Regions from separate parts of the Mus musculus genome. Here regions 1, 2 and 4 are each linked to region 3. The links are chromatin loops, found by intact Hi-C in ENCODE. Cell type or tissue: heart. All regions are shown on one strand. Links, peaks and the distances in the headings refer to the core of each region. The heading gives the core; the rest is flanking DNA.

Region 1 (8,340 bases), core at 1,530-6,529, 140 kb after region 3:
AACAATCAGATGTGAGTATAAAAGGCAATGGAGTCCAGTTTGTCTACGACATTCTGAACAGAGACCATCAGGGCCAATCTCATTTTGGTGCTAGAGACTAGAAGGTGGAGTCCTGGCTATTTACATTGTTCTTTGTAACTTTTCCTAACCTGAGGATGTATAATAAGGAGAAATGAAGCAGATTTAAGCATAGAGAAATTTGGATCACTGGGGGGCGGGGGTTAATCACGGTGAAATCCATTAGGCTGTGTAATAGTCTCCCAAGGGTGATGATATAAACCTCCTAGCTGTAGTCATTTGAATTTAGACTGAGTCCTGAGCCAGTGAGCAGCCCCCAGGGAACAATTCTGTGTGGGGGAGGGGCTGAGTAAGGTGATAGGCCAGATTACTCACAGATCTATCCCAACTTAATTTCTAGGACCGTGGGATCCTAATTAAAATGAACTATATTGCCTATTATGAGCCTACCACATTAATATTCTGTAAGGTCCCCAGGCAAATCCTGTGGGGGTAGTTTTTCCTTCATTTTGTAGAGCAAGGGTCCACAGGCCACATGTAAGCATGTAGCTGTTGTTCATACACTGACTTCTTGCACTGGACAGTACTTATATTAAAGAATTCAGCTTGAACTCACATTTCATTCAGAGTAACCCAATGGGATAAGACGCACACTGGATATCCTTTGAGATGTGGATGTGGCAGTAAGTACCTGGCAAATACCACAATGGGAAAGCTCCCCTCTGTGAAGACAATTGCCACCGTGTAACACGTAGGCCTACAATGTGCTTTCTCATACACCGTCCCTTTGATAATGTCAACTGATACCTGGAGAAATCTTAGAAGAGGTCCCACATTCAGAGACCTGTCTAGTTCTCCGCCAATAAATAGTAATCTCTCCTCCATACCTGCTCTATAAATGCCCTCTATTGAGGATGCTCAGACAGGGCCACTTCAGGCTGCCTAGGCTTCAAGGTGCCTCCAGATGAGGTCTGGTGGATGACACTGAAGATTCCATTTGCCTGGGTGGCATTCCATGTGGATGGACACATCTATCTGGTAAGCTGTTTTTATTAGTTTGCTCCTGTCCTGGGGTTTCCTCCCAAATGTCCTCACACAACAGCAAGAAATCTCTATCATGCAGCAGAGAATGTCAAGTTCTCCCTGGTTTAAATTTATAAACTGTATTCTAATTAGTCCGTGGGGAGTTTCCATGGAAATTGGAGTCATCGCTGTGTAACAGGACAAGATTCGGGCATTGGTGAGACAGGGTGCCTGGAAAAAAAAATCCCTGTTCCTTCGAGACCAACTGGTGTCACATCTCAGTGACATTGTTCCTAGCTCCACAGAAAGCCCTCTAAGATCTCACCCCAGTCTCTAATATTTCTAATAAGTGACTAAGTGTGCACCCTACAGGAATGGAGTGTCATTCATTTCCCAGGAGTACAGCTCAGCTCCCGATGTAGAAAGCACTGAATTAAAAAACAAACAAAACAAAAAACTGTTCAAGGGGTGCGAGCAGTAGTTCTCAACCTGTGGCTAGTGCCTCCCTTGAGGAGTGGCAATGACCCTTCCACAGGGGTCACATGCCAAATATCCTGCACATCAGATATTTACATCATGGTGTATAACAGTAGCAAAATTATAGATATGAAGTAGTAGCAAAAATAATTTCATGGATGAGGCTCACCACAGTGTGAGGAGCTAGCTCCATTAAAGGGTCACAGCACTGGGAAGGTTGGGAATCACTGGGTCTAGGGGAATGGCTCAGTTCATAAGATGCTTACTCTGCAAACATGAGGCCCCAAGACTGGATCCCCAGTGTCTGCATAAAATCGAGGTGCAGGAACACGAGCTTAGAACCCTAGAACTGGGTGGGGGAAGAGACAGGTGCATCCCTGGAGCCCACTGGCCACCCACTCTAGATGATCAGTGACCTACAAGGTCAGTGAGAAATACTATCTCAAAAAATAAAAATAAAAAAATAAAAAAAGATAGAGCGGGCTGAGAAAGACACCTGATTTCAACCTGTGGTCTTAAACACACACATGCACACCCATGTAAACATACACACACACACACACACACACACACACACACGCACACACACACACACCAGCCATCCCAAAGATTAAACACTAGAGCAATAACAAAAAGTATTCAAGACAGTATCCTGAACTTGAACCACACAACTTGGAACAACTTTTCTCTCCTCTCAATATGGAAGGTTATGTGTTCTTGGGTTCAACAGATGCAAAGTAAAAGGGCTTACAAGACAACACTGCAAGTTGTGGTGTAGATTTTGAGCTACAGTCTTTTTTATTATTATTATTAGATATTTTCTTTACTTACATTTCTAATGCTCTCCCGAAAGTTCCCTCTACCCTCCCCCGCCCTGCTCCCCCACCCACCCACTCCCATTTCTTGGCCCTGGCATTCCCCTGTACTGAGGCATATAAAGTTTACAAGACCAAGGGGCCTCTCTTCCCAATGATGGCCGACTAGGCCATCTTCTGCTACATATGCAACTAGAGACATGAGCTCTGTGTGTGTGGGGGGGTACTGGTTAGTTCATATTGTTGTTCCACTTATAGGGTTGCAGACCCCTTCAGCTCCTTGGGTACTTTCTCTAGCTCCTCCATTGGGGGCCCTGTGTTCCATCCTATAGATGACTGTGAGCATCCACTTCTCTATTTGCCAGGTACTGGCATAGCCTCACTCAAGACAGCTATATCAGGGTCCTTTCAGCAAAACCTTGCTGGCGTATGCAATAGTGTCTGGGTTTGGTGGCTGATTATGGGATGTATCCCCAGGTGGGGTAGTCTCTGGATGGTCTATCCTTTTGTCTTATTGAGCTGCAATCTTAATTGGGTTTCTGCACTAGGCCAGCTTTTTCTATGCTTTGAGCCTTTCGAGGTTACACCATCTCCGACCCTAGTTCCTGGGCACTAAACCAACTGGCAAGATAGACACCAGAAATAAGTGAGAGTTCAGAGATGTTCAAAGCTGATACTTCTGCAGAAATGAGTCCAAGGATGAGTGATGTCATTTTTGATGATAAAATGGATGTAAGAACATGACATTGTTTGTTGTTTCCGATGAGAATTTGACTTCTGTTACTTCAGAATACGATCAGAATTTTTCTTGAACTCCATGGAGATGTCTCAACTCTTCATTGATCTATTTTAGAGATAATAAGTGTTCATAGAGTGGCCATGAAGGGGGCTTGAGTGGGATCTTGACTTAGCCGGGCCATCGAGCACTCATTCGTGGGAACATGTACACAGAATGAGCCATTTACAACCTAGCCTTGCTTACAGCCAAGGGGGGAAGATGGGTTTTGGTTTTCTCAACAGTTCTGAGTCACCTCTCCCAGGTCCTCTCACCTCATGGTCCTCCTGACAGGCCAGTCGTCTCAGCAGTCTGACGGTCTCATGAGGAGACACTAGGGACACCGGCCAAGAGGATTATGTGATGGAAAAAGGAGGTCCACAGGAGAAGGAAGCAAGAAGAACCAGCCCTGAGGTACTGCCTGTTTTCCCTTAGTCTGTGGGAGAGCACATGGACAGACTCTCCCAGAGGATTCTCTGGCCCCTCCGGCTTGTCCCCTAATCCTTCCATCATCTCCTCTCTCAACTGTATGGAAACTGGAACCAGAAAGCAACTTCTGACTTTTTACATCATGCTTTTAATTCCACTTGAGTTTTTGGTTTCTGATGAAAGGGCTCATCTTTGGCACAGAAATTCCTCCCATCATGCTCTATTGTCTTAGACGTCCTCTGCTGGCCATGAGCAGTTATGCAACAGTTGCTGAGCACTCCAGCAGGGGCTGTTAATTTGCCCTATTAAATTTTTCATCCTTATTTCTTTACAAATAAAACAGAACTGTTTCTGGTGCTGTTTTACTGTGTCGGAACTTTCCAAGGCAACATCAAAATTCCACGTGCCGCCCAATGACTGGAGTCTTGGCACACCTCCTCCAGCATCCCACACCAGCCAGTTGAAATAAAGACAGCTGAGACAGTGATGAACCACCACTGTTTGGAGCGGACGGGTGTGGAGTCTGTAGACTGGAGGAGTTCTATTAAAGCATCATTTCTCAAACTTGGCATTGTCAGCATCTCCGGCCAGATAACGCCATACTGTGTAAGTCCGCCACAGCACCACGAGGGACAGAATTCGCAGTCTGTGCTCTCTCCCCTCCTGAAATAAGCAGCACCCCCTCGCCCCCCTCCCTGCAAGCTAGCCATCCTTACAGAAAACCAAAGGATCTTTTCTAAACACTCCCATGGGGAGGGGCATTACTCAGTTTGAAAACCACCACGTTGGGGGTGCAGAAGCTGCTCTTGAAGCTACCCAGGCTTTAGAAAATGCACTCTAACTTATGTTGAAGATTGACAGTCAGCTGGTGGGTGTGTCCAGTGGGTTGGCAGAAAGTCTCACCGAGAGCTGTTCTCCCAAGGACTGTCAGTGATCCTTCCGGTTTCAGTCACCTGCCATGCACTGGTCTGTCCTGCATCCCTCTTCCTAATCCCTGAGCTTCAAGTCCCCAGCCTCACACTCTCATCCCACTGTCTCTTTTTCTTCAGATTGTTAAACAAAACAAAACAAAACAACTCTCATGCAATGATGCTTTTCTCATTTCTACATCTTCGCGACAATTCCTCTGTGTTATAATAACTGTGTTATGACTTGAATGTAAAATGTCCCCCTTATATTGGCATGCTTAAATTTTGGATCATAAGCTGGTGGTCCTGCTTGAGAGCTTGTGATAACTTTGGGGCAGGAGGCACAGCTGGAAGAGATGGGTGATTAGGAATTGGCCTGTGAGGGTCATATCCTGGCTTCTCTTCCACCTCTCTAGCCCTCATGCCTTCTGTGTACTTGCTGAAATTGTGATTCAATACACACACACACACACACACACACACACACACACACACACACACACACACACAGAGAGAGAGAGAGAGAGAGAGAGAGAGAGAGAGAGAAGAACTAACACTAACTGTAATCAATTCTCAAGGAGAGAGGTGGAAGAGACTTCTATTCCCATAACACCCTGGGCTTGCCTCCCACGGCATGTCTCTACTCCTTTTCTATTCTCCTTAGTGAACACCTTTAAATGTGTGTATAATGTGACTCTAGTGTTGAGGAAGAAGTAACCACAGTGAACTCTTGGCAGAGGCTTGGTTGCACAAATATCCTTGAACATGGAAAACAGTTCTTCGTTTAAGCTCAGTACGGATCTGACATCTTGAACAAAGAGTTAGGGACTGAAGTCATCTCAACTTCTTGTTTCTATTCCCCCCAAACAGGGTGACTGTGACGTGGCTCCACTCACTGGAAGTTGTTGCTCAGCTTTCAGGACTTGCCAGGCTTGTGGCCTGGGCTTGTGACCCTGTGCATACCCCAGCAAAGAAAGCCTGACCTCTGGCACTAGGTTGACACTGTACACACCATCACTCCCACAGCCCTTGCTGCAGGTTAATGACACATACACCATGGCATCATCGTATCTCAGGCAGGATTAAGAGGGTTTTGATGGTGACCTCTTTAGACAATCCTCTAAAGGTAAGGTCGTATGAGTCAGAAAGCACCAGACAATATTATTTTCTCTGTGTGCCAGTTTCACCATACTGTGAGACTCTGCTCGCCTTTATCATTTAGAAGCAGATAAGCCTTCCTCCTACCGCACCATCACAGCCACAAACCATCTTCATTGCCAGATTTCGTGAACCTTCCTGTGTGTATCAGCTGGCTGGAAAGTCTATGCTCTGGGGTAAGCTGAAGGTCACCTACCTTCCTTATGTGTACTCAGAAGATAGGGAGAGCCACCTGGTAGCTAGCTGGCTGACAGAACCCAGCCTTTAAAATGAAGAGGGGACTACCTCATCTTCCTGACACATCACATCTCTTTATTGCTGCTGAACTGTCCACTGGGGCATGCCACAGTCTAGATGGCATGTGAAAAACAAAAGACTCACTTGTCATCTGTCTCTCTCCCTATGGAGAGACGGCCCCAAATTCTGCCACTGGAGCACTGAGGCGCTGTCATAGTGTAATCAGGGGCAGCATATGTTGTCTTTCTGAGACAGGGGCCATCTAGCTGAAGCAGCTGCCCAGGAAAAAAAAAAGAAAGAGTATAAACAGAGGTTCAGGCTGGCCTCAAAACCTGGAATAAGATCATTCTATCTGCCTCAGCCACACCCTCCTGGTCCTAAATCATGCTTCCTGAGCCTGGGCTGACAGCCGCACTTTCTGTTCTGCAGCTCTAGAGGTGACATGGGTACAGAACTCTGGAAACTCAATGGTGGTTCTTCAGGGTTCCATTGAGGTCACTTCAGGGCAGACGGTTAATTCCTTGCACTTCTTCCAGGAAGCATTTGGAATCCTCTCTCTCCACAGAAACCCGGGTGGGACTGAAGGAGACCGAGGGTATCCTCCACGTGGAGGGCACAAGTATACAACACGAGGATCTCATGGTAATGGGGGCAGCATCTAGAAATGCTGCTAAGGGAGGGGACATGCCACAGTCCCCCCACCCCCCATATCCCTACACCACTGTCTGCTCTCCTCTGCAGACATGGCTTTCTGCCACAGTTCAGAGGAGGAAACAACCCAGGCCAGGGATAGAAGTCCAAAGACTGGATTGCTGTCTACTGCTTACTGGCTGTGTAGCTTTGGGTAAATTCATTTGTTCTAATGAACCCCGGTCCCTCCCTGACAGTCCGCATCTTTTCTGTGGGGCAGCATCCAGTGAATGTGCTAAAGCACAGCACACTAGGCAGATATGAGTGGGGTAACTACATGTTTGACGTCTATATCCAGCTTTGTCAGCTCTACCCTGTACGTCCCAAGCCGAATTTAGTAGATGCCGAGTCATTAGGGACCCCCCAGTCACCACACCCAGAATTACCATCATTCCGCAGGTTCGCTGCCTTGTGTCTGTCGTGTCTGTCAGGTGTCCACCGTGTGAAGAGGTGATCCATTATCTGCTAGACTTTCACTAAAAGCATAAAGTATTTTTTTATGACCTTGGCAGGGTATGTGGCAGGGGGAAGGGTGATATAAGAGCAGACTAGATATCATCCTGGCCCTGAAGAATGTACTATCTGGAAACTAGGAAAGAGGAAGAAACACTGCTCCGTTGGGCAAGTAGCTCACAATCTTTCAGAAATTCCATTTCTTTCTGGGGCTAAGTATTATGAAAGCTTATTTTTGAATTCTCAAAGCTCTGGATCCAAGTGTTAATTTTCTTCACAATAGAGATGAGGTACAATCACATGTCCCCATCTCTAATTATTAGGTCAGGGGAACTGCCTCCTTTCTCCAGAGTCTCCTCTTCTTTGCATCTAGAATAGAGACAGTCCATCTTCCTTGCCATGGTGGTTTGAATAGGAATGGCTCCCATAGAGTCATGTGTCTAAATGCTTAGCCCATAGGCAGTGGCACTGTTAGAAGGTGTGGCCTTGCTGGAGTAGGTGTGTCCTTGTCAGATGAAGTGTGTCACTGTGGGGGCGGGCTTCGGGGTCTCTTATATGCTCAAGCTATCTCCAGTCTAGAGCATCATCTCATACTGCTGCCTGTGGAGCAGAATATAGAACTCTCAGCTCTTTTCCAGCCCCATGTCTGCCTGCACAAAGCCATGCTTCCTACCATGATGATAATGGACAGAGCCTCTGGAACTGTAAGCCAGACCCAATTAAATATTTTCCTTTGTAAGAGTTGCTGAGGACGTAGTGTCTCTTCACAGCAATGAAACCCTAACTAAGATGCTCGCACTGCCTATAATGCCACCAAGTAGTCCCTCAGCTTTGTCCTTCCCAGGCCCCCATTTGTATCTCCTGAAACCAGTATCCTGCAACTCAGGGTGGAGCTATATTCCTGATCTTCTGATTCAGTGTGGCTCTGTGATTGTACTTTCTCCCTATTGAAGGTATTTTTTACTTTGAGAGATGCTAAAGATCAATACAAGGTTTATGAGCCAGTTCAGGGCACTAGTGGACCCATTGCCAGATGAGCTACCCAGCCTCCTTGTGCTGGGTGATGAGCCTCTCGGTCTTCATCAGAAGGAAGCACAGTATGCATGTGGGAATCAGCACAAATGAACAGCGGCCAGAGGAGAACGAGCTCAGAATGGACCATGGAATCAAAGGGATTTGCTTTTGAATGACTTGTGGCAAACCGTACCATAAAGGAAAAATTGGGCCAGAGAACAGTGATTCTCAACTTCCCTAATGCTGCAACCCTTTAATACAGTTCCTCATGGTGGGGGTCACTCCTAAACCATAAAATCATTTCATTGCTACCTCATAACTGTGATTTTGCCAGTTATGAATC
Region 2 (5,000 bases), core at 1-5,000, 550 kb after region 3:
GTATGTGGCCCTAAAGAGCACCACAGGATTTCTAAAAGAACCTTAACCTGGGCTAGCATTCTTTTATAGATCAAGAGTCTTCCAGAGGTCCATCAATGGCATTCCCTTTGAAGAGAGCAGACAGTATTTAATTAGCCCAACACAAGCTCATGGCTAACAAGTTAGTTCTAATAAGTAAGTACCCATGCTTTAATAGCAGGTAGGTAGGTACTCTTCTCCATTAACCTTTAAAGAACTCAGCCTCTAAGTAGATGGGCCTCTGAAGTTTCCTTTTGCTCGCCTCACAGTCTAACAGTGATACTTTCATTGTCCTGGAAGGGTGGGGCATAGTGAGGCTGGACTAATTGCCCAGACAACCCCAGAACAGACACTATCACTCATATTCTTCAGTCTCAGATGGGAGACATGCAAAGCAGGGAGGGAGTGTGGCTGAGTGAAGGTTAGCAGAAACTGGGGGTGAAGCAGGGCTGAGGAAGAGGGTGACTCACTGGAAGGAGCTCAGGTTTACCTCTGGAATTAAACCAGAGCTCCCGTCCACTGCCCAGTCACTTAATTTGGTACTTTGACTAAGATGCCTGGAACTTGTTCAAGCCTTAAAATTGATAATGATCACATGGTCTTTAATGTTATCTGCTCAGAGTCCTTGGGATAGCAGAGTTCAGAGCCACTGAAACACAATGGCTTCTTGGGAATGAAGAGCAAAGGGCCAAGGCTAGTGCACTGCTTTTAATGAGGTGTGCCACCCCTACCCTCCCACCACCATAGGCTCTGGCATGTAAATATTTGATTCCCAGTTGGTGACACTATTTGGGGAGGTTTAGAGGCATGGCCTTGCTTCTGCCACTACAGTTTGCTGTTTCCTGCTTCTGGTTCTAGATGTGTGCTCTCCGATCTTGTGCCACCTCGTCTGATGGCTGCCACTCCCTGCCATGATGATGATGGGCTCTGACCCTTGGGGACCATAAACCCAAAGCTGCTTTTGGTCATGGCTTTCAACACAGGAATAGAAAAGGACTAATGAACCTACTTTTGATGATAATATTAAAAGAGGGCAAGTAATTTTATTAAGTATAAGTAAATTCAGACACAAATGTTACCAACAATGACAGAGAATTATTACTTTTTTTAAACTGTAGTTTGTACGAGGTACTATTTGAGTTTTAGAACTGATGCTTGCATGGGTTTCTATACCACAAAACACCTGCAAATTCATTGCCCTGGGGTAAAGAGAGACAAAAGGAAAACAGAGACACCAAATTCTAGATATTTGTACAATGATTCTAAAAATTTGAAATTTAAAACTAGACCAGAATATTTACATGTTTTATTAAATTTACAATCAGTAATATAATCAAATACACAATTATATACAAGGATTATATACATTTTGCCCAGACTTTTACATCACAGTACATAGTTTCCATTAGAAATATTGTATACATTTATCACCAAACAACAAAACCCAACGACAGTAGTGTTACAGCACCTGTTAGTACAGACAGCTTTTTCATAAATTACATCATAAGAAAATATACGGCTGTAAATTGGGCTTTTAAAAATGTCTTTTATAAAATCTGAACATACAATGTTTCATTCACAGAATGTTTTTTTTCTATGTTCTGACTGTAGCCTTGTGCATAAACAACCAGTTGGAGTATTGACTGAATGCTACCCTCCCTCCCCCTAAAGTTGTAAGCACTATTTGAATTACTTAGGCTGAGCTTTCTTATGATGGATCTGGCATGGAGTCTGGTGAGAGAACAAACGCTGGCTTTGTATAAGAAAAGTTAATATGATGGTAATTTAGATCTAAAAGAATTCCCGAGAAAATAATTACATTAGTGAAATTGAAGTCAGAGAGTGCATAATTTTTCACTTAAAAGTATCTAATACTGTAAAGAAAAAGGAAAAGGAAAATTACAAAATAATTTGTTCTAAAACAATTATACTTTTTTTGGAAGCTTATTACATAGGTTAAAGAGAAAAAAGAAAACCTACTTAACAAAATACCCCACCCAAAACATATCTAGTAAATTACTGTTCTTTCACATTTAAATTTTATGGGGAAAATATTGCAAATTAGGGCATATAATTTCAATGGAGTTTTTATGTGAAGAAAAAAAATACCTAATTTTACTTGGTAAACAAGTTTTAAAACTTGAAAAATACCTGAATTAAATACTTGCTCTTAACAGCTAACCTTTAGCTTTCAGGTAATATCCGCACTTGATTCCAGGTTTGTAAACATTATATAAATCTTTCTTAGTCAAACAATTTTATGGCTGTGGTGATCATTTCAGCTCTATTTCTAAGCAGTCAACATTTAACTGAGGTAGACCAGATGTTTCTAAACTCAGGGTCTCAGAAGTCCCTGAATCTTCAGCAAGTAAATAAAATATCTATGAAAGGTTTTTAACAAACATCAACAACAATGAAAAAAAAATTTTTTAAAAATCTATGCTGTTGGAATTTCCTAGTGAACTCAAAAGACTACTTTGTGGCAGGCAGTATGTCAAATACAAAAATGGATGGAGACTCAGTTAGAATGTTGTGTTCTGACGCTGAACGTATTCCTCTTTTCTTAAGTAGGGGGAACTGAGTATTATTCCTTCTAGTTAGTAAGTAAAATGTCTTAAATTTATTTCTTTAAAGGATTTGGTTTTCCTAAACAAATCAATAGGTGCCTTAATGAAGGGCAACAGCTCCTCCTAGTGGCCAAAGGAATGTAAGTGGCAGTCGCTGGCTTTTCCTAATGTGCCATGGGCTCCCCTTCATGCCCTTAAGTTCTCAAAGGAAAAAAATATGCGGCTTTGATAACTTAGCAGAGTTTGATTTAGTCAACAATGGCTTTGAGCTACAAATACAAAATCAATCCATAGAAGGCTTCTGTAATCAAAGTCGCCAAGGAACATCTGTTCCCTTCCTCCAAGCCCCAGTCCTAGAAATCAAGTCAAGTAATTAAGCGTCAGCTATTTTGGCAGCTTTGCAATGAAATAAAACGAAGCACATCTCCCCTTCTGTATACTCTATGTATTACGGTTCTATCTTCTCACACCAAACTTCCCATGCAGAGAGACTAAAATACCCATGTTTGCTGTCAGGTTTAACTACGAGTTAATGAAGGCCTTGCCATGCTACCCCGGCCCCAAGGAATTCTCTAAGATTCATCACTCACTGACCAATCATTTATTTGGACCTTTTGAAAACAGGTATTTATTCCCTTATAAAAGGGCACGCTTACCTGGGACCTAAGACATGAACTTACACAACTACAGCACAGCACTGCTGTCATTCATGGCTCCATAGATAACCTAAGTCATTCAGTACCTCAAAACCACGTTGTAGAGAAAAGTTACTGTGTAATGCCATGGTAAAAAGGAATGAAGTCCCTCAAATATTCCTTTAGAAGCAATTAAAACAAGTTCAAAAATAAATAAAATGAATAAAACCATGATTTCAATGTAGAAGTATCAATAAGCAAAACCAAAAATAATTAAATGTGACCAGCTCCAGACTGCCACACACACCCCCAAAAAATCTTTTTCTTTTACTTATATGGCTATATAGTTTTTACACAGGTCACCAGAGACTAATTTTCAAGTCCACATTAGAAGGAAGGAGTATTTGTTAAAACAAAACAAAACAAACCTAAACCCATGATTTAACAGAAAATGTGACAGACTCCAGCTTCAAAGGAGAAAGACAGTAGTCACCCCGGGACTACAGTCTACTACCATGGTTTCTCATGGCTCTATAAGATAGGGAGATGGAGCAGGGCTTGGAGACGAGCCTTCCATCTCAAACTGCATACTAAAATGGATGGAGTAAGGCTGATGGTTAGAGGAACCACCTTAAGAGAAATGAACTAGAAAAGACTTCCAATCTACCCCACCAGGACCTAATGCTGAGTTCCATCTAGAGTAGTCATAGCTTCCCCCAACGGGAAGTTGATATTGCAACATTACAGTTTCTCCTTCTCTATTTACCCCGAGCAGTAAGCAACAAATTTCCACACTATCTACCGGACCCTCTCCATGGCCCCGTAGTAGGTCTTTACGGAGACCTATGGGAAAAGTACACTGGGCTCAGCTTTGGTTAAATGCTAAGGTCATTGTTGGGAGAGGAAAAGAAATCAAGTCGTCCTGGCCATTTGTCACTGATTGAAGCATGTAACAGCGATGCGCAGAAACTGTCATTGCCGTAAATGCATCTGCTTCAGAACCCGTAGGTCACTTAGAGAGTTCCTGTGAAGGCAGCAAAGCCGAGATGCCACAATACTCGCTCAAATCTTCCCCAAGCCCAAGGCAGTGAAGCTTTCTTCAATCAGAAAGCGACACTGACTCTGTTCCCAGGTTCCATTAGCTGAATTTGCTTCTTGTCTACCCAGGAGTGGGCAGTCATCTTTCCCTGGCCAGGGATACCGCCATCTGAGGGCTTGTGAGTCTCCACTTTGGATGGGGCAGTTTCAGTGGTCAGCTCTAACACAGCGTGCTCCAGGTTCCTATGGTGGCTACTTACCCCAGTCAGAACGCGCTTGAGCAATGCTCAGAGCCTCCCAGGAGAGCCTGCTTGGTACAGGGTGGGTGTCACAAACCACAGTTTACCTCTTCCTTTTAAATATCTACCACCAGAGTCTTTCCAGAGAGTCATAGTTCATCCTTCTCCATCATTTCAAATGCTTCTATGTCTTCATTCCAGTCTGCTAATATGGAGTCTATAGGCTGGGCCTTTGTACCCCAGCTGACATTAGGACTGGAATCTTCCTCAGTTTCTGATTGTTCTTGAACTTGGTTATCTAAGTCTGTACATTCACCATCAAGGCTTGTAGTCTCGTGGTTTTCGGTGGACCCAGATATCTGTTCAGAGGGGGCAAAGCCAGCAGCCTCTTCACTGTCCGATGGAGACGCCTCTGAGTGAGAATCTGCAGGGTGTTCAGGGCTCTCCTTATCAGCCAAGTCGACTGTCTGAGAAAGCGAGAGCATCTGCTCTGCGCTCTGATT
Region 3 (8,340 bases), core at 2,042-7,041:
AGAACAAAACCTCTTTTACAACTCTGGAGTTAAATCTCTAATCTAAGAATGTTTTGGTGTTGAGGATTCCGAAAACAAGTATGAGCCGAGACTGAAAGGACAACAGTCAATGCAGTGGACGTTTCCATCCTCACTGGCAGTGTGAGATGTGCGTGCCTCGCCCAGGTCACCACCTCACCTTAGGAGATGTGCACATGTGCACACACAGAAGCACACACACGAACACACACACAAACACACAGAGGCATGCATGGACATACAGAAGCACACACACATAGACACATACAGGTGTACACATGCACAAATACTCACCTACCTTTAATTTAAAAAATAATAATGTTTAAAAAAGAGAAATTGAATACAGTTGTCTTAACAAGATCTTTCTTTCTGTCCTTTCTCTCTTCTCTCTCTTTTCTCTCTCCTCTCTTTCTCTCTTCTCTCTCTCTCTTCTCTCTCTCTCTTCTCTCTTTCTCTTCTTTCTCTCTCTCTTCTTTCTCTCTTTTCTTTCTTCCTTCCTTCTTCCCTTCCTTCTTTCCTTCCCTTCCCCCTTCCCTTCCCCCTTCCCTTCCCTCTTCCCTTCCCACTTCCTCCTCCTTCCCCCTTTCCTCCTCTTCCCCTTCCGCCTCCTTCCTCCCCCTTCCTTCTCCTCCCCCCTTCTCCTCCTCCCTTTCTCCCCCATCCCCCTTCCTCCCCCTTCCTCCTCCTCCCCCTCCCCCCTTCCTCCCCCTCCCCCCTTCCTCCCCTTCCTCCTCCTTCCTCCCCCTTCCTCCTCCTTCCTCCCTCTTCCTCCTTCCCTTCCCTCCCTTCCTTTCCTTTTCTTTTTTGTCTCTGTCCTGATCTCACCATAGTTTGCCAGTTAAGCATATGTCTTAGTCAGGGTTTCTATTCCTGCACAAACATCATGACCAAGAAGCAAGTTGGGGGGGGAAAGGGTTTATTCAGCTTACATTTCCACATTGCTGTTCATCACTGAAAGAAGTCAGGACTGGAACTCAAGCAGGTCAGGAAGCAGGAGCTGATGCAGAGGCCATGGAGGGATGTTATTTACTGGCTTCCTTCCCCTGGCTTGCTCAGCCTGCTCTCTTATAGAACCAAGACTACAAGCCCAGAGATGATCCCACCCACAAGGACCTTTCCCCCTTGATCACTAATTGAGAAAATGCCTTACAGTTGGATCTTATGGAGGCATTTTCTCAACTGAAGCTCCTTTGTCTGTGATAACTCCAGCTGTGTCAAGTTGACACAAAACTAGCCAGTACAGCATACTTAGAGAAATTTACTTTCAGCGTGTCCATTACAGGGTTTATGGGCATTGACTAGGCTCTGTGTATGTTGTATACTGAGGAAGAAGCAGTGCGAGCGGCTAAGAGCAGTGTTGCTCTTGCAGAAGCCTCTGGTTTTATGCCCGGCACCTATATGGCAGCTGGCTGGTAACTGCAGTTCCAGAGGCTCCAACACCCTCTTCTGTGGGCGCCGCACACACGTGAGAGATAGATATGTATAGGCAAAACACTCACATACAGAAATAATTTTTAACGAGCAATATTTGACAATTTAAACAAATAAGGGGAGAATGGAATTAACTTTTGAGTGAGGAAATGATGCCAGAGAATAGTGTGAATAAAGGAATATCAGAAGTCTTGAGAATGTTAACATAAAAGACTCTAATGTGGCTTCCTCTGATTGACTTGGGACAGACAAACCAAAAACAGGCCTTACAACAACAGGAGCACCGCTGGGCCAGTGGGTAACCAATGGGGAGTTACATAGTCAAGGCAGTGGTTATAAACCCCATGGAAAAGCAAGAGGCGCGTTTGTTACAGTCAGTTCATTACTTTTCAGATATTTTGAGTTAGGGTCTCACTGTGTAAGCCCTGGCTGACCAGGAACTCTGTAAACTAGTCTTCTCTCTAATTTCCTGTGACTCTCCTGCCTCAGTCTCCCAGGCTGGGAGTACAGGTGTCTTCCATCACAACAGCCCTCTAATCTGTTTAAAATAATAGACCCAAGTGTCACTTTGTTTCAGTAAGTAACCAAGTTGGAAAACAGGAAAATTAACATCTATGGTCCTCAGCCAATTAGATACACAGAACACTGTAGTTGTAGTTGTTGTTGTTTTATAGGTTTCAGACTCAGCTAACCCGGAGAGAGTGAAAAGGCAGTATGTAGGCCTTTCTTAGGGTGTCTGTGTGAGAGGACAGCTTCAGATGTTCCCATTTGAGCCTACAGACATGGCCTTAGCATTTTGGATGCCATGTCCTACCTTTCCCTCAAGAACTTATACTGTTTGGTCTTACTGTTAATTGAGTAACCATGAGTCTCAAACAAACTTTGTCTTCATTTTCAGGATAAGGGAAATCTTGAAGGCGTCTAGAAAGTTGCAAGGCGATCCAGAACTGCCGATGTCTTTTACTTTGGCCATAGTGGAGTCAGATTCCACAATAGTCTATTATAAACTTACCGATGGATTTATGCTGCCAGACCCTCAGGTCAGTTTTGAAGTGATTCACAGGAAACAGTAATGGGAGAGAGAGGCGTGGCCTGACCCCAAGTGTGGATCAGGCTTCTACTTCTTTTGCCATGTGAGAAATTCAAGGCAAAAAAGGCTTGGTTTTTATTCCTCAGATAAGAAAAGGCCGCTTTTTCCTAGCTGTTTTTTGAAGAAATAATTTAATTTTCCTGTTCTGTGAAGAATATCCCATTTTTCCAGAGCATTTTGTGCAGTCATGCATCTAAGTAGCTGGAGTGAAATGCAAAGGCCAGTAACGGCTGTAGTCAGTTGCTTACTGAGAAAACCCTGAGTTAACGTTCTGTCCCTAACATTTTAGTACATGTCTGGTATTTGCTTGCTCAGCATTTGTCCACCTAAGTGTGATAGTTACATTAAATATCTTTATAATTTTAGTCTTGCATGTGCTGTCTATTAGTTGCACTCTGACCTTCTTCCTCTGTGTTGCAGAATATTTCTCTTAGAAGATGACATCTGCCCTTCTTGGTGCTGACTTCAGTTCTGAAAGATTGGATGTGAGGCTCCTCAGCGAGCTGCTCGTCTTTTATCTCAGAGGTAGTCAGGGCTGACTTAGCTAGTCCCAACCCATAAACTTCCTTTCAGAATAAAGCCTTCTCCGATGGAAGCACTATATTGCTTGCAAATATAGTTAGCCTAGAACTTTCTTATCAGAGACAGTACAGTTGCATGCGGGTTTACACCAAGGATACGTGCAGAGTTGTGGAGCCTGGCAGTGCCTCTGCCATCCCACGTAGTCGATAGACAGGTATCAGTGAGTGGTACGGAGAAAACGCTACAGCAAGAAAACGGACACAAGAGCATTAACGTGGTCATGGGTGTGAATGACACGCCAGGCTATGAAAGTGACAATCAGATTACTGATAGTGGTCTCAGTAGGATGGCAGGCAGCAAGTGGATGCCTTTGTCCTTCTCCACATTTCATTTGTCATTTGTATTACTTTTATAATAAAACGGTTTAAAATAAAAAATATCTTGAAATCTGTCGTAATCATCCATCATTGCATGCTAAAGGTAGCAGTGTAGCCAGCCTTATAACAGCACTTTTATGATCTGGGCTGCTGTCTCACTGAGGTGCCACTGAGATGCGCTTCCTCTCTCAGCCTGTTGTTGCCTGTGGCAGCTTCCTGTGTCTGTGATGCACTCCGCCTCTCAGGGTTTGGTAGAGGCCGCATTCTGTGCCTTGTCAAATGGGCTATCCCAGCACAACTGGTTGCTTTCTCAAAGCCAAGAGAGTCAGCAGGTTGGACCTACTGTCTCATGTCACAGGTCTCCCGTCTCTTTTGCCTTGTTCCTCAATTAGAAGTAAGTCACAGTTTCCACCTACACCAGATCTCATGGCTCATTAGGAAGTAGTAGTGAAAGGAATGGGAAAAAACAAAAAAACAAAACAAAACAACAACAAAAAAAACCTAACCAGACAAAAGCTGGAAGTAGTATGCGGAGTGTAACAGGCTTTTCTTGGTCTGTACTTGACCTGCGCTTTCTTGACCATGCCCGAGACCCACTTTTTCTTGATGAAAGACTTTCACAACTTCAGATTCCCTTTGCTGCCCCAGAAGGCTTGAAGAACGTGTTTCTGCCACTCCAGTGTGGCAGTTCCAGATCCAAGAGTCATAAGGTATAACTTCTAACCTTAATTCCTACTGGGTCGTATTGGACTGCATGTAAGGAATTCTTTCGTTTTGGTGCTGGAGAAAGCAATCTACATTTCATACAGAAACGTGTAGCTTAAAAAGGTCAGAAACAGCCGGGTGTGGTGGCGCACGCCTTTAATCCCAGCACTCGGAAGGCAGAAAGAAAGCAGGTGGATTTCTGAGTTCGAGGCCAGCCTGGTCTACAGAGTGAGTTCCAGGACAGTCAGGGCTACACAGAGAAACCCTGTCTTGAAAAACCAAAACCAAAACCAAAACAAAACAACATAAAAAGGTGAGATCACTGAGTCAGAGCTAGGTAACAAGACCAAAATGGCCTTTTAGGTCTAAGGCCGGCACTCAGTTTCATTGTGCAGTTTGGATTGTTGATTTCAGAATGCTCTGTGGCTTAAAGCTGTTCTGCCAGAGCCAGCTAGATGCCTGCTAATGTGAGCAATGCCCCGACAGTCTGAAGGGAGGAAAGGGAAGCATCTCATCTCAGTGAAACAACTCGGTGAAGTGGCCTGTTTAACTTTGTAACTGAGTTTACCTAAGACCTTTCCATTAGATAGCAAGAGTCCTGAAGAACAGAACGGGAAACCATGTTCTTTTAAAAACACACCAAAGCATGCTGTATGTAGACTTGGGTCTTAGGACAGTGCCTTGCTTTTTGCCTGGAGTCCACATGGACAGCAGAGGGTGCTGTAGACTAAGCGCATCTCCAGACTGCAGGCTCCAATTAGCTTGTGGTTTTTCTTGAGAAGAGTTCTCGAATTGTTTCAATCTGTGGGAAGTGGTATAAATAAAAGTACAAATAAGGGTGCCCACACCCCCTCTTTCTGACAGACCTTTAAAATTACACACTACCGGCATTAAATATGGGAGTTGAGTCAGGCTTTGCTTAAAATGTAAATCTATATTTAAAAGCAAAAGCCTGTTGGGGGAAGGGGTGAATAGGAGAGACTTTTTTCCCCCCTCAATCCATATGCATTTCATTTTTGCTTGCAAAAGCCTGATTTATTCAGTGAGATTCAGGATTAGTTAACTAGCACACAGTGCCTAAGCTCAACGTGAATCGCTGCTGTATTCCATTTAAGCTTGCTTCCTTCTTTCCAGTTGGAAGGAGAGGAAAAGACTGTGGGATTTCTCTCTGCCTGCTCTCCCCCGAGTTCCTGGTTGTTGTGCCCTCTGCTGGGAAGGCTCAGGGCAGCGTGAAGTCACCCAGGTCCAATAGCTCCTGACTGATTTCTTTTGTTCTCCTGCCTGGATGGCTTTAGAAGACTCTCTCCACACCTTAGGACTGCTGTAGAGAACATGGGCGCAGAGACACTTGTGAATTCAAAGATTCCAGCAGAGGAGCAAGCGTGTAACAGCGTTCTCATGTAATCTGTATTCGTTGACTGGACCATCTTTACAGTTTTATAAGCCTAGAACCAAACAACTTAAAGCTTTACTCGAGGTCTCATCTCTTGTTCAGAGAGCATTTCTGTGCTGAATTCCTCTGTGAGGTCACTTTTTCCATTGCTATCCCAGCAGGAAGCCACTTTCCTACTGCTGTGCGGTGCTTCTTGCCAAGGCATACAGAGCTCCTGTCAGGAGAGGGTTATCTGGCAGCTATATGTTTACCTTAATCCCTTACAGAATAATGCGCTGTCCTCTGGGCCGCTAATCATTCGCTTCATCTTCTTTCTGGCCAGTAACTGCTGTTTCTCACCACTGGCCTCTTCTGCAGTGTGACCTGCTTAATGGCCTTTGAATAACAACTCTGTGTGCTCACAAATGGCCAAAGGTGGGAAGGTCATCTGTCAGTGGGGTTATTATAATGTCCAGCTGTATTGTTTGATGACTCCGAGAAACTTTCCCTCAATAAAATCAATATCTAAAGACTGACATTTGTTTTAGGGCTACTGAGTAGAGACAAGATTTTGTTAAAATTTGTCCATTTATTAATGTACCAGATATTCATGTCTTAATCACTACACTACTGTAGGTCAGGTAGCTTAGAAGTAGAAGTTTATTTTCTCATAGTTGTAGGATCTAGAGGTTTCTGATCAAGACTTCTGATCAGCTGACTTGGCTCAAGGCTCTTTTTCTTCCAGCTCTGTCTCTCATGGCCTTCCCTTGCTTTCTACAGAGACAAAATGCCCTGGAATTTCTCCTTCTTCTTACAATGGCACAGCCTGGTTACTGGGGCCCTCATAACCTCATATCCCACTGATACCTTCCCAAAACTCCACTCATTTCTAAATCCAATCACACTGGGGCCTCACCATGTCAATTTGAGGTGAAGAGGTTGGTTACAGTCGTCAGCAACTGCTTCTTAACATGTGCTTAGATAATGTGTGGACACAGTGCTGGGTGAGATGTGACCCGTGCCCTCAACAAACTCAGATTGCAGTTGTCAGATTGCAGATGGATGCTGGCAATGTGAACTGAAGAATTCTTGTCACACAGCACATAGAGCATTGGTTGCAGTTTTCTTGGGGGTAGGGGGCGGGGCTCAACAGCTTCTGATGAGCTTCCAAACACTCATTGTATGGACGCCATTTATTTTTCCCTCAAAAACATACATTAGAGGAACTACAAAGAAAAATGGGACATGCATGTCTCAAGGAGTTTACTGCCCGCTAGAAAGGAGGACAATCTACGCAGGAAGCCGACTGAGAGCCCAACAATGGAGGGTGGCGTGGACAGTTTGAATGGTAAGTGTGCTGTGCTGTGCTCACTGTGTCTCTCAGCCCTTGTCCTGAGTCCCATAATAAAGATGATGCTATTTAGTTATAATTACTATTAAGCTGTCCTCTGAAGTTGGAGAAAACGTAGCACCTTAGTAGTTAAGTAAAGGCTTCCTGTGGTAGCAAGTGATGGGGTGGGTCATTTGGGCATGAGCCTGTCTCTCAATACCTGCCTCACTTTTCAGACTACTATGTGGCTTCTCTCCTCAGTGATGCACAGGAACATATTAGTGTCTGCCAAAGCACCTTTGGGAGGAAAGATGGTCCAGGAGAGAGGGAGGGAGGGAGGGAGGGAGGGAGGGAGGGAGGGAGGGAGGGAGGGAGGGAGGGAGGGAGGGAGGGAGGGAGGGAGGGAGGGAGGGAGGGAGGGGATGACTTAAGCATCAATCACATTGCCCTCTCATCCTCTTGAGCTATGTGGAGATAACTCTGAAAATGGTATTTATGGCACTGTACTTACAGTTTTATTTCAGAGAATGAACACATTCATGTCCAAGTTTAAGGCACTGTTAAAATTGAAGAGTAAGCCAACAGCTTAGAAAAGTCTCCACTCATTGGAACTGGAGCCTGTGTGGGCAGGGGAGCCTGGAGGCATTGAACTGATCCTACCTGGTCATCCCCTTATCTGCTGGCCGTGGCTCACAATCATTCTGTGCTTCTGCGTCCTACTCTTGAAGTTATGATCAGTGTCATCTGACAAATATTTCTGTAGAACCCTCCTGGATAATACAGTACTGTATATAAATTTTTGGAGAGCAGGTCTACATATTTTCTGATTATTCTCAACATTCAATCAATTGGATGTAAGAGGCAATGAATGTTCACTCCAAGAGGCTGCACTTGGTTTTTGGAGACCAGCAGCCATTTGCAGTAGCATGTATTGAGAGTTCAGAGGAGCAATATGAGAGCCTAGGCCCAGCAATCTCCCAAGCCATGTCTTAGGATGGGTAGAGCATGAGACAGCAGCCACCAGTGACTTCACTTAACAAATGATGGCTTTACTGCTATCCCATGTCCCCACCCTATGTGTCTGCACCCACATTGCACCTTGGCTGGGAATCCCTTCTCTGGGAAGTCTGCTGATAGAATAGAATCTCCTCCTCCTGGAATACATCAGTTCCGGTGATGAGGAGGACAGTACTGACATGTCACACACTGCAGTTTACTGCTGCTGTCACTCCAGCCTGCATTTTACTACCAAAATCGAGTTAGGTGGCAGAGCGTGATCAGCTTAACTAAAGGGAAGTGAAATTCTACAGTGTTCCTGGACTGGGAGGAGAGACCTATAGGTGTGGATTAGAGAGGAGAGAGCATCGAGGTGTATTTAACTGACTGACTGTGGAGACTGGAGCTGCCGTTGCAGTGGGGAAGTAACAAGAGGGCATCGCAGGGAGTAAAGGCACTAAGATCCCCTCAAGTGGAAAGCAGACTGCTCTAGGCAAAT
Region 4 (8,340 bases), core at 1,758-6,757, 280 kb after region 3:
GTATTTATTATTCGTGCCCTTGCGCGGCAGCCGGAGGGTGCTTGGTTGTATTACATGAGCAGATTCCTTTCCACCTCTGCAGGCAGTTCGAGAAGTGCCGCGGCGGCTGGGCTGCCTTTGCTGCTTAATGTCCTTCCCTATCATCCGCCCTGCCCCCTCCCTCCAGAGAGAGATATTTTTTATACCCCTCTGTCATGTGTGTGTGGGAGAAGTCCTTAGGCCGAAGAGCTTTCATCGCCCATTCATTCCTCTTGCGAAGGCTCTGAATGGCTCAGGCATGTTGATAACATTTGGGGGGTGCCTATCTTTGCCTGTGGAGTTGCTTGGCCCAAGATAAAAATATACACACCCAAACACGCAGTAATCTTGAGGGAGCAAGCACAGTTTGAGAGGGAAGTGATTTGTTTCCAGTCGGAAGCTGACAACCTAGGAGATACCTTCATCGCCTGTGAGTTCGGAAGAGTGTTTTAAAATAGAGCTTATGCTCTGTGTGGCTGGAAGACAGCCATAAGTTCAGTTGCTCTGCAGCTCTGAAAGTGATACACCCTGACCAACCAGAACCTCAGTGAAGCTCCTCTGTGAAGCTCCTCTGACTCAGACATTGGGAGGGGGCCGCTTGGCCACAGATCCCCTGAACTTTTTTTTTTTTTTAATTTCTCTTTTAGACGTGTGAGGAGCTGACAAGCTCATTACACAAACGGTTATAAGAAACACCTTCCAATTCAAGGCGATGCTGTTCACATTCTACCTAATGAGAATAACCTTTGAGTTTGGTGGAACTGGGATGTACCAGGAGGAAGCAAACATGGGTGGGCCTGGACTACTTCAGTTCCGATGGGGGGGGGGGAAGGAAGATTAGGTGATATTTAAGAAGGGTCTGTTAAGTCCAAGATGCAGAGTTTGGGGGTTTCTACACCCCCACCCCCACCTTTGTACTTATGGAGCAGAGTTATATGGTTAACTGAGTATGTGCAGTGTTTTTAGCAATCCAATTGATGGGATTTGGAAATTCATCTGGACTCCATCATCTGTTTTTGTCCCCCTACTTAACAAGTAGGAAGGGTCCCTGGGATGGAACAGCCCGGCACATTTAAAGCCATTAAATGCTGGCACTAGTACTTCCGAGATCAGGCGCTCAGCGTTCTAGTGGGTGGTACTGTGCGAGCTAGGTTTCAAGCACAGAAACACAAGTGCTCTGGACCCCTTAGATGGGAGGATGTCTCAAGAGGGCTGAGGTGCCTCTGGCCTTTAGCTTGCAGCTCACTTGGAATATAAACTCTCTTTACACCCCATCAAATTTGGAACATAGACCCCACTTGCCCTCCCTCCACTGACTGTGTGGTTGGTAGAGAGAATCCACATCCTTCAGCAGGGAGAAGTTCATTCTAGAAGGATCCCAGCTTCTTCTTAGCTTCTTCCTTTTTCAGGGTTAAAAGTTTCCACTCCAAGTTGAAAAAAAAAAAAACTGACAATTTTGTTTTCTTGTTACCTCTTCCCCAGCCTACCTCCCTTAATCATTTTGTATGGATCTCTTGGACAGTGATAGGGCACTGTACAAACTGTTTTAATGAGATCCTATCTTAAAGGAGGTGGACAAAGTTTTTGAGGATAACACCTGAGGCTCTTGTGTTCTCTCTCTCTCAAAAGGAGAGACTTAAATGTCTCAAGGAGTCACAGATGCGATGAAGAGCATCCCCATTCAGGGGTGCTGTGTGACTGATTGACATGTGGTACTGAGGATGAAGATGGTTCACACCTTGTACCATGTCCAGGCTGGAGGCATTTTTTAGTATTGTGTTGGGTTGGCATTGAGCAAGCTCTGCTCAACGTTGTATCTGAAAAATGGCTTGCTCTCGGCTCTTGTGTGGCCACTTCTACTGCATATTCCTTATCAGAGAAGTTGTCAAAAGCTGTGCCCCTGTGCTTCCCTTAAGTCCAAAGAATGCAGGAGACGTTTATACGGAGGAACCTAAGTGTGTCAATAGCCATGTAAACACCTTTAGTGACAGGCATGTTTAAATAAAAAGGTAAGGGGGATTTCCTATCCTTCAAAGTTTTCTTCAGGTACTACTTTGAAGATGGCTCAAAGGGGAGCCTTTGGTAATTCTGGCTGGACACTGACAGAAGACTGTGGGTTAATGCCCAGCTCATGCTATCTTATAATACAATGCCTTGCTTTCTCCTTTGGGTTGTTAGAATTGAGTCTAAAGGGGGCGTGGCATCGCTTTGTGTGTCAGGAATGTAATTTTCCTCCTGCTGTGTGGCTGATGTCTCAGGCTGTGGGTAGTGGTTTAAACTGTTTAATTCCACCTCTCCTCATGGCTAAACTCTTGAAACCTAAACTCAGCAGAGTTTTGGGTTTGAGGCTGTGCATGGGAATGAACGGGGGTCTTTCAGCAAGCCTTCTGAGCAGCACCCTGCCCATTGTCAGCCAGAGGAGAGACTTGGCACATTTGCTCTTACAATGCAATTTAATGTGAAAGTGGTTTTTATGTAAAAGTTGATTTGCCTCTAACTCTTCAGGATCGTATTGACTGTGTAAAGCGACCCCAACATCTCGTAAGTAAGGACTCACTCTGATAATGGAGGGGCTAGACTCGGTTTCATGAAAAAGCACAGCACTTCAAAAATACTATTTTGGAAATGATTATAGGATAGGCTGCACCCCACCGTGCATGGAGGGCTATGAGAGATGATACAGGTATGAAGACCCCACACAGTGTTCATGGTGAGTGTTCAGGGCGTCTCTGATCCTCCTTTGCTTTTAATTTATAGTATATTCGTGTGTACTGGAACACATGTACATATGTATGCAGAGGGCAGAGGGCACCTTGCAGGAGTTTTCTTCCTTCACCTTGTGGGTCCTGGGGGTCAGACTCAGGTTGTCAGTCTTGGTAGCTGGCACCCTTATCTGATGAGCCACGTCACTGACCCAAGTAGAAATAATTTTATGTTACTAATATGTTTTTAGTAAGTACATTTATTTTAAGCTATGTCATGGTGCTTTGAGCTTCACTCCATAGTGTGGGGGGAGTAAATCGTATTTAGATAGGTTCTTGATAAATTCTGAAAAGCAGATTGCAACAGACAGTACGCGCACACACACACACACACACACATATACACACACACACACACACACACGCACACGCCTTTTGTGCAAGAAGAACTGCAATAGTAAAACTGCATTTAAAAAAACAGTGACAGTTTTGACTTTTAGGGCTCATAATTCAAGAGCCTATCTGAAGTGGTGTGTAAATTATACGCATACATATTTTTAATGTATGCAGTCATTTAGCCTGACTGTCTCAGCTCTGAAGTTTAATTTTATAAGTTACAGTTGCAGTAAGAAACAACGTAACATGCTGCGGTTATGCAATTATGATGGGGGTGTTTGGGGGTAAACTGGGATAGGATAAACATGGAGACGCAGCATAGCAGTGTCTGCAGTTGCCAGGTACTAATACAAGCCCTGACTTTCCTACAAATGTGTCACTGGAAGACTGTATTTCCTTGGTCGTAAGTTGTGCTGTGCCTTACACTTGGGAAGGAGTGCAGCTTTCCCAGCCTGAATTCAAGCCACTGACCAAGCTCTGGGAAGGCAGGGCTGTCTTGCTTGTCTCAGAAACCCCTATGGCAGCTGGCACGGCGGACTACTTTGCACTTGGAAGTCACTCAAATAGTGATCAAACTGAAGGAATTAACTTAATTAGTTAAGGTCTGTAATGTGTTTAAGACCTTGGAGAAATACATTAGATGCAGACATAGTTTTTAATAAATCTGTGCGCTAGTTTATTAAGAGCAGTGTCTGATGCCTCAGGGTGGGGTTTTTGAAACATACAGGATGCTCCATTAGGTTATCAGTAATATGGTAGAGACAAGATGCTCCCTTAAATTATCTCAACCCTTGAGTTAGGGCCATCTTGATTTGGAATAGCCATGCTTTCCGTAGCTGATAAACCCTTCTCTCCTGCCACCTCATCATTTGTCTGAGTGGCTCAGCCAATACCAATACCTCTTGCCATCTCTTAGGGTGTTCTTTACATGTTTATAGTCATGGACTTTCGACTGCAGTGGTAGCAGTCCGGGGTTTCCATGCTGGCGTCTCTCTGGTGGCGAGATCCTGGGAGAGAGAGCTCTGGCATTCCCAACTCCCAGTTTATTAGGTTCACAGCTGCTTCCTCCAAAATAACCTGGAAAAAAAGCAACGTGGAGCCCTGCCCAGTTCAGTGAGCTCACTGCTGCTCCCAGCATCCTGTGGCTCTCTCAGAAATCTGTCCTCTTAGGCTGGCCTTACTTACCTCCAGTTTCTCTGCCAAGTATTCCTTTCGTTTCCTATCCTTCCTGGAGCTTTTCCATGCTTTCCTGGCCCCCTTCCCCAGATGTTCACCCACAGCCTCTCTGGCTTCTCTTCCCACTACTGTATTTATACCTGCGAGACACTGGGTTTCTTTGAGAACCGGCTGCCCTATTATCTTAACCACATCTCCCGAGCCACTTTCTCTGTGTTCCTCCCACCTACCTTCCAACGGCGGGACTTCCTGCTTCCAACCAGGCTCCTCCCCTCTGCCCTCGGGCGCCTGAGTCCTGCTCTACCCAACACCTCCTTACTCCTCCCACTCCCCCTACCCCCAATCAAGCCTCAGATCTTCCAGTACATACCTGCCTCTGCCTGTTTCACAGCCTTCTACCATCACAACAGATGTGTTTACAGCACTCGTGAACTGACAGTCAGACGCTCCATACCTCACAGGATAGATGGAATGAGAAGCACTCATTCCATCTCCAAGTTCCAAAAGTTCAGGAACTTTTGGACTTGGTTTTCACTTACCGATTCCACAGGGCGGTTGTTGATTTTGAAAACCTGCTAGGCCGTTTAGAAGTACTTAGAGCATCGCACTTCTTTGCTTCACTCTGAGGTTCCATCCTCTGCTGGATAGTAGCAAACGGAGCTACCCTGATGACGACTGTTGATTTTAAGAAAACTGACCAACAGATCTTGGGAAGCATTCTACAGCTTTCCATAAGCGCCCCAGTCAAAGGGTTTATCACGCAGCAGAATCTCCTTGCTAATCCCAGGTCGAACGGTTTCATTTCATGTTCTTTACCTCGCCTTCTCCTTTAGTTAAATAAATATTGCTATAACCCGAGCCATGTCCCCATCCCCGCTATTTTTTGTTATTTTACAGTTCTCTATGAGAGTGTGATAAGCACCTGAGACACATTTATGCCAAGCGGAGGGATCTGTAGCAAAGAGCTACATTGCTGATGTCACCTCTAAATCTGTAGGCTACTGCGTGGAAACATCTTGTCAGAGGCTTACGGACTAGAACCTGGCAAATGTCATAGAGCTCAATGGTAGGGCGCTTTTCTCGCAGGTCGGAGGTCATAGGTTTGATTCTCAGCTCCAGGAAAAAAAAAAAAAAAAGCCAAACTTGTATAAGCCATTGAACTGTTTGTTCAGGGACCGGCCATTTTAGAAAATTGGACTTGAGAAACAGCTTAGACACTGGTTGTGCATCAGGGGGACTGGGTTTAAGTAAAGTGTTTTCTCTCCGATGGCTCTCTGTTTTATTTGATGGTGGCAGATATAGCGGTGGTTTGAGTTCATCATCAAACGCATACATTCCACTTCCCTTGGTGACTTACGGCCTTTCCTGCCTAAGAAATACATTGTTTCCCCTGCAAAGGAGGGGCAGTTTTTCATACCCGTTCTCAGTAGGTGGTAAGTGAAGTGGGTCTCATAACAGCCCAAGAGGCGCTATGCACATCACAGCCGCTCCTGACAGCTTCTCTCTGAACTCTGGTGCTGTGAAGGAGAAGGACTGCATTCATTGTCTCCAGTGTGGTAAAGGTCTTGGGGTCACATGACTTCTCATAAGAAGATCTGTAGGATCTAGGTAAAGTGAGGCAGACCTGGTTCCTGTGTGCCAAGAGGTGACGTCAGTTCTGCCTGCAAGCTCTGTGGAAAGCAGTGTTCCTAGGATAGTCATGTAGCAACTCCTAGGATTAGAAGGTTGTGAGGGACGAGGCAGCATCTACCTCGTTAGATGCCGTGATGGAGGAATTCACCATCTAGGAATCTCTGGGGGCTGCAGAGCATCTCCTGAAAATCCAGTGTTCAGTTTTCTATGTTAGGGACCTAGGACTCTCTAAGACAGCTTCTCCAGAACATATCTGCTTACCTTTGTGACCTTCTCAGGCTGTCTGTGGGATGGCTTCACTCTTGCTGTTTCTCCTGAGACTAAAGAAACCCTTTCTCAAGTCTGAGTTCAGATCCTTCATGCGCCAAGGAACTGCTTCAGCTGTAAGACTAGTTTGTTCTCTACCTTCCATGTATTCCTCAAGCACATTTGTTATTCTTTCTTTTGGTTTTTAGGTTAGATACTTTTCTTTTCAGTATAGCGAATGGAACCTAAGATGTTACACTGGGCAAGCCCACCTACCACTGAGCTATATCCCCTGTCCATCATTTATGTACTTTCTTAGTCCCAGCTAAATAAATGCTCCTCTGTCCTGCCCACTGAGCCAGAAAAAATTGATTGTGTTGTGTAAGTAGCTGTTGGTTGATTGACAGCTAATAATTGATTTGAGGCTTGGATATTTTTTTTTTTAATGAAAATGGTGCTCCCATTTAAAATTCTCTTTAAATGAGGAAGTCTAGTCTGCACTGTGAAAGATAGTGTTGTTGTTGGCCAAGGTTAAGGTGCTAATCTTTATTATTTGCTCCAATAATTTATTGAGCAAACATTTGCCTTTGTTGGTGGTTCTCTGTGTCATCTCTGTGCCTGGCACTGAGAAGATGCTGGAGATACAGAGAGCAAAAGGCCTGGCCCTGGCTTTGTGTAGGTCCCAGTCGAGCCGGGGGAATTGTTATATGAACACATGGTCTGTGGTGAATACACAAAGGTGCTTTGGAAGCTGAGATAAGAAAGCACTTGAGCTGGGAGACAGGCCTACAGGACACCCATTTTCCTTGGGAACAATCCTGGTTTGCGCTTACTGCCTCACAGGACCCTCAGGAAGTCTCAGGTTGGACACCTAAATGCGGTTTGATAGGTTTTTATTTTTTTCTCATTCTGTGCATTCCTGGACTCTTAGCCTGGCATTTTAGGACAAACAGGTCTGGAAGGAGGGAGATGAAGCAGGCCGCTGCAGGCAGAAGAGTCTCTGGTATTGAGAAGGCACGTGGACACGGCTCTTCTTGGCAGCTCTTGCCTGGGAATGGAGAACTAGATGCTGAGGCTCATGAATTGTGTGGAGTTTGCTGTAGAGTTTGGGCTTTTACTCAGCATCTGAGCAGTGGGAGTCACTGGAAGTGGGAAGATGCTTATTTTCTGCATGGTCTTTTCTGGAGTGTAGAGAGGAGACTAAAGGGGGTCAAAGCAGAGCGAGCAGCCTTTTCTGTTAATGCTAGCCCAGACAGTGATGCCGAGGCAGAGAGGTTAGGGATTTAAAACAAACAAAACAAACAGAATTGTGGGAAAAACGATGAAAGATAACTGCTAATATTTTCTGAATGGATCACATTGAAGAAAAAAGTTACCAAGTCAGTTTAAAATACACGTTTTAGCTTTGTCTGTTCTCTTAAATGGAGAGGTCTAATAGGTAGCTGACCTTCTATCCTGGCTTTCAGAAGAGAGTTCGGGATAGAATAACAGGTTTGCTCTCAGCTCAGTCATCATGTCTTAGGGAATCATTTTGCAATTTCCATGACAAGGTTAAATCCCTCTATTCTACCTCCTTACTGTACCATGAGACTCCTCTTCTCCTTTGTTTATCACCCCAGTGTCACAATTACGTGCTCATTTTTTTGGGTGACTTTTGGATTAACATTAATACTACACCCCAACCCAAGGTTAAAAAGCACATGAGGGCAAGATTGTATCTCTTTGATCCTTCTCTATTAAAAATAATCCTATCAAATCGAGAGGAGAAACAGCACTGTTTGGTGAGTGTGTGTGTGTGTGTGTGTGTGTGTGTGTGTGCGCGCGCGCGTATGTATGAATGAAATGTGGTAGATATTATTGTGATTTGGTATGAGACTGCCCTGGGAAAGTATCCAGGAAAAATGCAGAACATTGAGTTCTGGGAAACTCCAGCCTTTATCTTTACTGTGATAGAAAGGACAGAGGAGAAAGTTGCAAAATAGAGGGTCTCAAAGAGGCAAGCAAAGTAGGCAAGAGAGGTGTCTGTGAGATGGGGGTGGGGGGCGGGGGAAGGGGGAGAGAAAAGATTGAGCAGTGGTGTTGTTCAGAATTCTTGCATGAAGAAGTAAAATAATACTGATCAACTTTACTCAGGATTCGTGATGTCTCTTATTAAAGGAAGCTGGGAATA

The links. A loop is a pair of places that touch in the nucleus more often than their neighbours do. Peaks named below come from ENCODE experiments on the same cell type or tissue, not always from the same donor. Only the 100,000 strongest peaks of a DNase experiment are listed, where the experiment ranks them.
Region 1: a loop joins it to region 3, with 2.7 times the contacts of the local background. A loop is called at or near these places in 8 of 42 quality-filtered maps.
Region 2: a loop joins it to region 3, with 6 times the contacts of the local background. A loop is called at or near these places in 26 of 42 quality-filtered maps.
Region 4: a loop joins it to region 3, with 2.4 times the contacts of the local background. A loop is called at or near these places in 9 of 42 quality-filtered maps.

The regions. Positions count from the first base shown.
Region 1 is chr1:152,227,572-152,235,911 of GRCm38, reverse strand. Gm36920 (a long non-coding RNA gene) reads left to right here. Exons shown (of 8, transcript XR_001779484.1): 5 at 3,403-3,522. Among named protein-coding and RNA genes, the nearest start is that of Gm36920, 58 kb to the left of the region's middle. In heart, for the core only: a CTCF peak has its summit at 3,789 (motif pointing left); no DNase peak of the experiment used is centred there.
Region 2 is chr1:151,818,360-151,823,359 of GRCm38, reverse strand. Edem3 (ER degradation enhancer, mannosidase alpha-like 3) reads right to left here. Exons shown (of 20, transcript NM_001039644.2): 20 at 1,032-5,000. The coding sequence ends at 4,647. Among named protein-coding and RNA genes, the nearest start is that of Edem3, 65 kb to the right of the region's middle. In heart, for the core only: a CTCF peak has its summit at 2,719 (motif pointing left); no DNase peak of the experiment used is centred there.
Region 3 is chr1:152,365,903-152,374,242 of GRCm38, reverse strand. Tsen15 (tRNA splicing endonuclease subunit 15) reads left to right here. Exons shown (of 5, transcript NM_025677.3): 4 at 2,348-2,489; 5 at 2,960-3,508. The coding sequence ends at 2,980. Among named protein-coding and RNA genes, the nearest start is that of Tsen15, 17 kb to the left of the region's middle. In heart, for the core only: a CTCF peak has its summit at 4,853 (motif pointing right); no DNase peak of the experiment used is centred there; H3K4me3 peaks cover 405 bases; H3K27ac peaks cover 1,659 bases.
Region 4 is chr1:152,081,040-152,089,379 of GRCm38, reverse strand. The region is part of intron 1 of 1700025G04Rik (RIKEN cDNA 1700025G04 gene); the gene reads left to right. Among named protein-coding and RNA genes, the nearest start is that of 1700025G04Rik, 5.1 kb to the left of the region's middle. In heart, for the core only: a CTCF peak has its summit at 4,246; a DNase peak (open chromatin) is centred at 4,229; H3K4me3 peaks cover 777 bases; H3K27ac peaks cover 614 bases.